Regions from separate parts of the Homo sapiens genome. Here region 2 is linked to region 1. Evidence: chromatin loops called from intact Hi-C (ENCODE). Cell type or tissue: dorsolateral prefrontal cortex. All regions are shown on one strand. Each heading gives the region's core, and the rest is flanking DNA. Links, peaks and the distances in the headings are about the cores only. Region 1 overlaps DDX56 (DEAD-box helicase 56). Region 2 overlaps CAMK2B (calcium/calmodulin dependent protein kinase II beta).

Region 1 (2,893 bases), core at 85-2,584:
TAAAACATAGAAATAGCTTCCCCCAGGGATGCCGTTAGGAGGAAGGAATGTACACTTTGAACAAACAGCCTCCATATCTTTACCCAAGCTCCTCTGCTCCGGGCCCAGACCCTGCTATCCCCAGGCACGAATACAGCATAAGGCTGGCTCCATGTTCCTCTACCCCACCCCCCAAAGAAGGAAATCACTGGGGAAACCAATCTCCTCTCCATCAGGGTGGCTCTGGGATACAAGCTCTTGGTAGGGTGTGCTTGGAAGTGACAGGGTCAGAGAGATAAACATAGTGGAGACAGACTGTGCATCACTTTAGAACACAGCTTGGCTAAAACATCCAGAGCACTCACTGTCCCCAGGACCAGCCTCAGCACTCCATGAAGCCAGGTGGGAAGGCCAACCTAGGGCAAGGACCAGGCCTCAGCACTGCAGGCACTCTCTGCCCTGTCTTGTCTTCCAAGAGGTGGCAGCGATGCCCACTGATAGGGTCTGTGCAGTTGACAGATGTCTCCCAGCAGATGCTCAAATGGTTGCTCTTTATCTCCAGTTCCATTAACTCTTTGTCCTTCTGAATACTGCTAACCACCAAACTGCAAGAATATCGTCTGCAGCTCCTTAGCAGCTCTAGTTCACACCTGCCCAGAAAGTACCACTGTCCTGCCCCCATCATACACACTGGCTTCGTGGAAATCCTTGGGTGTTAACAGAAGAGGAGCAGGGATCATGGAGGCCCCAAATCTCGGGTCCTGCTAGCTTCAGTCCTACCATGACCAAAGACACAGACTCCTTCGTCTCTGTATAAGCTTTTGCCGAGAAAAAACTTGGTTCTTTCTAAAATACTCAGGCACTCTCCTAGTTTCTCCCCACTCTCCTGCTGCCCCAACCTCCTCATGCCCCCAGCATGGCCTTGTGACGCCTGGTAAGCAGGTGACATGCAATCTAGGACCCCAAGCCAGCAGAGAAGCCCAGCCTTCAGGCTGAGAAGGCAGCTGGAGAGCTCAGGCCAGGGCATAAGGGACAGTACACATGTGTGTATGTCACACCACCGCTTATGCACATAACACACAGACACAGCTCACACATCAACAGTTGTTCAGAAAGGGACCAGCAGATAGCTGCCCCGGCTCCTCTAAGGAAGAGCAGGCAGCTTCCCCCCGAATCTACATGTGCGTGTGCTCGGGGAGAGGAAGGCTGGCGGTCAGGAAGGCCCATCTCCCAGCCTGATCCCAGGCAGCAGGGCTGCAGGAGCTGGGCAGGAAGGCTCTGGGCCGGCCATAGCCACCTGCCAGCAAGGGCAGGCTTCTCTTCTCATGGCTGGGGCAGCTCGGCACAGCTGACCTCTGCTGGCCAAGTGAAGCACTGCATGCAGCCACAGAGCCAGGCACAGCTGTCTTCCGAAGTTTCCCGACTCCTGATGTTTTGGGGATTCAAATAGTCCTTTTCATATGCTGGAGGCACAAACTGGGGCAGCTAAAATTTTTATTCTGTTGTCAAGGGGCAAGATGCCAGCTTGGAAGTGCCAAGGAGCTAAAGGGCCCAGCACTGCCGGCCCCAGAACTGTCTGTTCAGGCTGTGCAGTAAGCACCAGAGCCTCGCCTGTCCACGAAGGGTGTAAGCCTGTGCTCCACAATGTGCTCAGCTCCAGAGAGGCCCAACAACCTCAGGAGGGCTTGGCTGTGGGTCTGAATTTCTTTCCTTTGTGCTTGAAGCTGCGCAGTGGGTTCTGGGACTTTGCTCTCTAAGGAGGCAAAGTCACAGGTTAGTTGGGGGAATCAGGCCGACAGACAATCCACCCACCCACCCACCCAACTGAGAAAGACACAAAGGGAGCCGTGCCGGCAACTGGCCAACACGACCAGAAGGTGCTGCAGATAAGGAAATGGGGAAAGGCAGCTGGGGAAAGAAAAGCAGGGCCTGCAGGCGGCTGCAAAAGTACCCCTATCCCACACCAGATTTTTGGGGCCCGGTTCTAGGGTGCCCCCTCTTCCCCTCCCTAGGGCACCCTCTCTTCCCCTCCCTAGGGCAAGGCGCCTCCACATTCTGGTGATGACAAAAGAGCAGGTTGGGAGGAGTCCTGGGGCTGTCCGCAGTCCCCAGGAGCCGTACCTTGGCCTTCCTACAAGAGGAAGACAGCTTCTTCCGCTTCTTGTGAGGGCGCACCAGGCCACGGAGAGCAGGAGGAACTGGAAGAGATGCTTGCCTGAGCAGTGGGCTCACCGCTACTGCTCCCATCCCTGCCCTCCCGCTGATTCTGCAGCAAATTCTCCAATTCTGACCCAACTGGCAGCCTATGACATACATCTATTCACTACCACATCTGCACAGGGCCAGGAGAATGTGAGCACCTTAGACTTCCACTATTTAAATCACTCTCCTATATTGTTTAGATTTGTTACAACAAACATGTAACAAGAAAGAAAAAGACAGACATCCTTAAAGAAAGAAAATGCAGCTGAAATAAAAGTCAACAGGTAGTTTCTTCACCTGTGGCCCATTACTACCGATACAGGGGGCCCCGCATCCCAGCTGCACCTGATCTTGGCTCTATCTTCACCTCGCCCACCCCATGGACTCCCCCAGGCCAACCACACCTGGGCCCTCCCCTTCAAATGTCAAACATCCCACATCCTGACACCTTTCCACCTTCTCCTGGCCCTTCTAAACCTCCTGGCCACACCTTGGCAAATGACTCCGCTATACGAGCAGACTGGGTTCCTGAGGCCAAAGTTCTAGCCTTACCTTCTCCCTCCCTACCCACCCTCCCAACTCCCCTCCTCACATCTCAGGCCAGGACCTGGACTGGGGTCTCCTCCAGCTCACTGTCCCATGGGAACCCGGCCCCCACCGCTCTCTCTGGCATTTTCATGTTCCCATCTCTTCTGGATCCTTCCTTTCCCAG
Region 2 (2,893 bases), core at 129-2,628, 330 kb before region 1:
GGCTGCAGCTGAGGGATCCTGTCCTTGCTGGTGACCAGCTGCCCGACACAGCTGGGGGACGGGCTCCTCCTAGGAGCCTGAGGAAGGAAGCATCCAGCCTCGCCTTGAGGACATTTGTCGTGGGGAGCTGAACAGGCAAGGAAGGGACCCAGTCCCTTCCAGAAACACACATTTCAAAAAGCTGTGGCCAACTGAAGCAGGCGGTTTCAGAAGGCTAGTTCCACCCCACCCCCGAGGGGACAGTCAGGCACGTAGCCTCCGCCAACCCAGCGGTACTTCCAGCCAGGCTCTGCATTGGAACCGGGGCCAGCATGGCACCCTAGGCAGCAGCAGAACTGAGCTCTTTCCCCGGGCATGTCCTCAGAAGATTCTCACAGGAAAGGAGGCACCACAGTTAGGCCCATCGGCGGGGCTGGCAGAGACCCCGGACAGTCCTTGGTACTAAGAGGGTTCTATTTAGATCCTTGAGTCTATCAAAACCTGCATTTCCAAACTATGCTACTGGAGATGTACCACAGCAGCAGTGGGAAATAAAAAGACAGAAGTTCACAGTCCAGTGGGCAGCAAATGCCACGTACAAACCAGCCCTCCTCGAAGGACTCAGGCCGACGCTGCCATCAGAGCTCTGGGAAGCCCTGCAGCAGACGTCCCTGTTGTCTCAGTCAGTTCCCAAACATCCTTCCTTGTGAACCCGCTTTTAAAACAATCGCTTGTGCACGCCTTGGGCGCAGTGTGGGGTGCATGGGCCCGGCCCTCCTGAGTGCATGGCTCCCGGCCAACCATTTTTTGGGGGGCTGCTCATTTCACATCTCTGCCTGGGACTAACTCCAGATTCACCGTGGCCAGAGTCCTGTCGATGCCCATCTACACTAGCATTCAAGGGCACGGGAACTTCCTTTCTGTGTCTCAAGTTCAAAGCATGCGTTAGGTGCCGCAGGAGCCCAGGGTAGGCGGAGCAGTCACAGGCATCTCAGACACCTGGGTTGGGGGTTCTGCAGGCCTCTGTGGGACAAGGAGAGACCCTCTGCCCTCCATCCTGGGAAGGCACTGCCCATTCCCGGGTCTCCAGGCCGGGGCAACTGCTGCCACCCTGCAGCTGGCCGGACACTGGGTCTCCTATGCCCTTACACCTGATCAATGCAGGAGAGACCACAGAGGCCAAACTGAAGCACACTCGACAGACGGGGTCTCTCTGCGGGCCGAGGGGGCTATGCCACATGGGCTGGTACCAGACTCTGACTGGATGGTACTAGACTCAGCTGCCATTGGCAGAGAACTGAGCTCCATGCTCACTGCCGTGTGATATGGCTGAGCTGGGCTGACCTAGCAGGATGGGTGGTCCTCTCAGCCCTGCCTCTGCCTTGTCCCCTTAGCTGGTCACCCAGGACAGCCATGCTGGGCTCTGTCCACATGCACTGACCACCCTCCAGGACAGAGCTGCTCTCGGCGCCCAGGGTGGAGCCACACATGCAGGGCCTCATGCACCGTCGCCCCACGTTCACTTGCAGACAGGCGGGCATTGCAGCGGGAGCCCCGGGCACAGGGCAGCGTAGAGGCAGCTGTCTCTCAGCACTGTCCCCTGGGCAGCAGTGCCTCCCCAGAAGCCACTAGCCTCACTCTTTTCTAATCACAGCCCCCTCCCGCCTGCGCTCTGGAAAGGCCTGTCAAATGGAGAAGACGTGGGAGGGCTCTCCCGGGGTGCTGCCTGCTAGACACGTCCACTGGGCTCATGGGAGGAGAATAGACTGCCCTCCCCGAGGACGCCCTGGGCCTCCCCAGAAGGAGGGTTCTCTGGCTGGGAAGGCCAGGCTGCTCACCCTGTGGGTCATGAGGAGGCCTGGGGAAGGCAGTCTCCAGCACCCTGGAACCTCTGCCGGGTCCCCAGCCCACGTTGGAGGCACCGACAGGGAACTCAGCAGCTCAGCCCAGGGAGGATCTGGGGTCACCCCTGTAGCCCTCTGTGTTCTGTGGCCAGGCGTTGTCAGCTTGGCCTGCCCTAAGCTCTCACCAGCCTTCAGCTCAGGCTGGAGCTGCAAGGAGGTCTTGGGGTCGCCTAGCCCTCATGGGGTCTGCCCATGGTCACAAGCCAGCAGGTGGGCAGAAGCCAACTTGGGCCTCTGGCTCTGGCCCCGCACAGCCCAGAGGAGCAGGTGGCCAGTGCCGGCCTTTTCCCTCACAGGGTTTGAGGCCAGGGGAGGAGGACTTTGCAGAAACAACCCAAGAGGAAGCCTTGAAAGTCTCCTCAGGGTGCATAAAACCCTCACCCACTCCAGAGCGGCTTGTCCTGGGGGGATGCTCAGGGCAGACATGCATGTGTAGGACTCAGCAGCACAGACCACCGTCTCCATGCGGCCCCAGAGGGGCAGGGTGTGTGTCTGCCCCAAGGGCCTCTGCCTCTCTGGCTCTGCTCCTCAAGGCTCTCCTTTCAGGATTCAGACCCCCCAGCAGCAGGCCCAGTGGCTCCCTGTGGGCCCAGGCCATTCTTAATGGGGGTCTCCGGACCCCCAGACCTCGGGGGCCAGGACCAGAAGGGCTTGGTGTAGCCCAGGGGCCACCTAGCCCAGCCCCTCCTCTTACAGGCGAGGAGCCTTGGGGGCTGCCTCCCTGCCCTTGTGGTGGGCTCTGCTGGGATGTGACCACACGGGAGCAGGGGCTCCCGGGGGCCTGGCGGCCTCTGGGGCGGCTCTGGAGCCCGGCCAGCGGCTGCGTGCAGCAGGGGGCTGCATGCTGGCAGGAGGGACGGGCGGGAGCGGGCGGGACGCTGGTCGAGACACATCTACCTTGTTCCACCAGCCCCATGGTGGTGCCGGAGGCCGCGGTGGACATTGTGGCCGGAGCGGTGGTCTGTCTGCCCACTGTTAGCACCGGGTTAGAGACGAGGGGAAGGGAGGGG

Evidence for each region. Hi-C counts contacts between places; a loop is a spot of excess contacts. Peaks named below come from ENCODE experiments on the same cell type or tissue, not always from the same donor. Only the 100,000 strongest peaks of a DNase experiment are listed, where the experiment ranks them.
Region 2: a loop joins it to region 1, with 4 times the contacts of the local background. A loop is called at or near these places in 79 of 110 quality-filtered maps.

Annotation. Positions count from the first base shown.
Region 1 is chr7:44,564,348-44,567,240 of GRCh38, forward strand. It overlaps DDX56 (DEAD-box helicase 56), which reads right to left. Exons shown (of 14, transcript NM_019082.4): 13 at 2,101-2,177; 14 at 1,457-1,732. The coding sequence ends at 1,655. Among named protein-coding and RNA genes, the nearest start is that of DDX56, 8.1 kb to the right of the region's middle. RefSeq lists a silencer at 1,252-1,463 and an enhancer at 1,317-1,816. In dorsolateral prefrontal cortex, for the core only: CTCF peaks have their summits at 1,340 (motif pointing left) and 1,545; a DNase peak (open chromatin) is centred at 1,334; H3K27ac peaks cover 730 bases.
Region 2 is chr7:44,236,809-44,239,701 of GRCh38, forward strand. It overlaps CAMK2B (calcium/calmodulin dependent protein kinase II beta), which reads right to left. Exons shown (of 24, transcript NM_001220.5): 13 at 2,781-2,855. Among named protein-coding and RNA genes, the nearest start is that of YKT6, 37 kb to the left of the region's middle. In dorsolateral prefrontal cortex, for the core only: no CTCF peak of the experiment used is centred there; a DNase peak (open chromatin) is centred at 1,626; H3K27ac peaks cover 257 bases.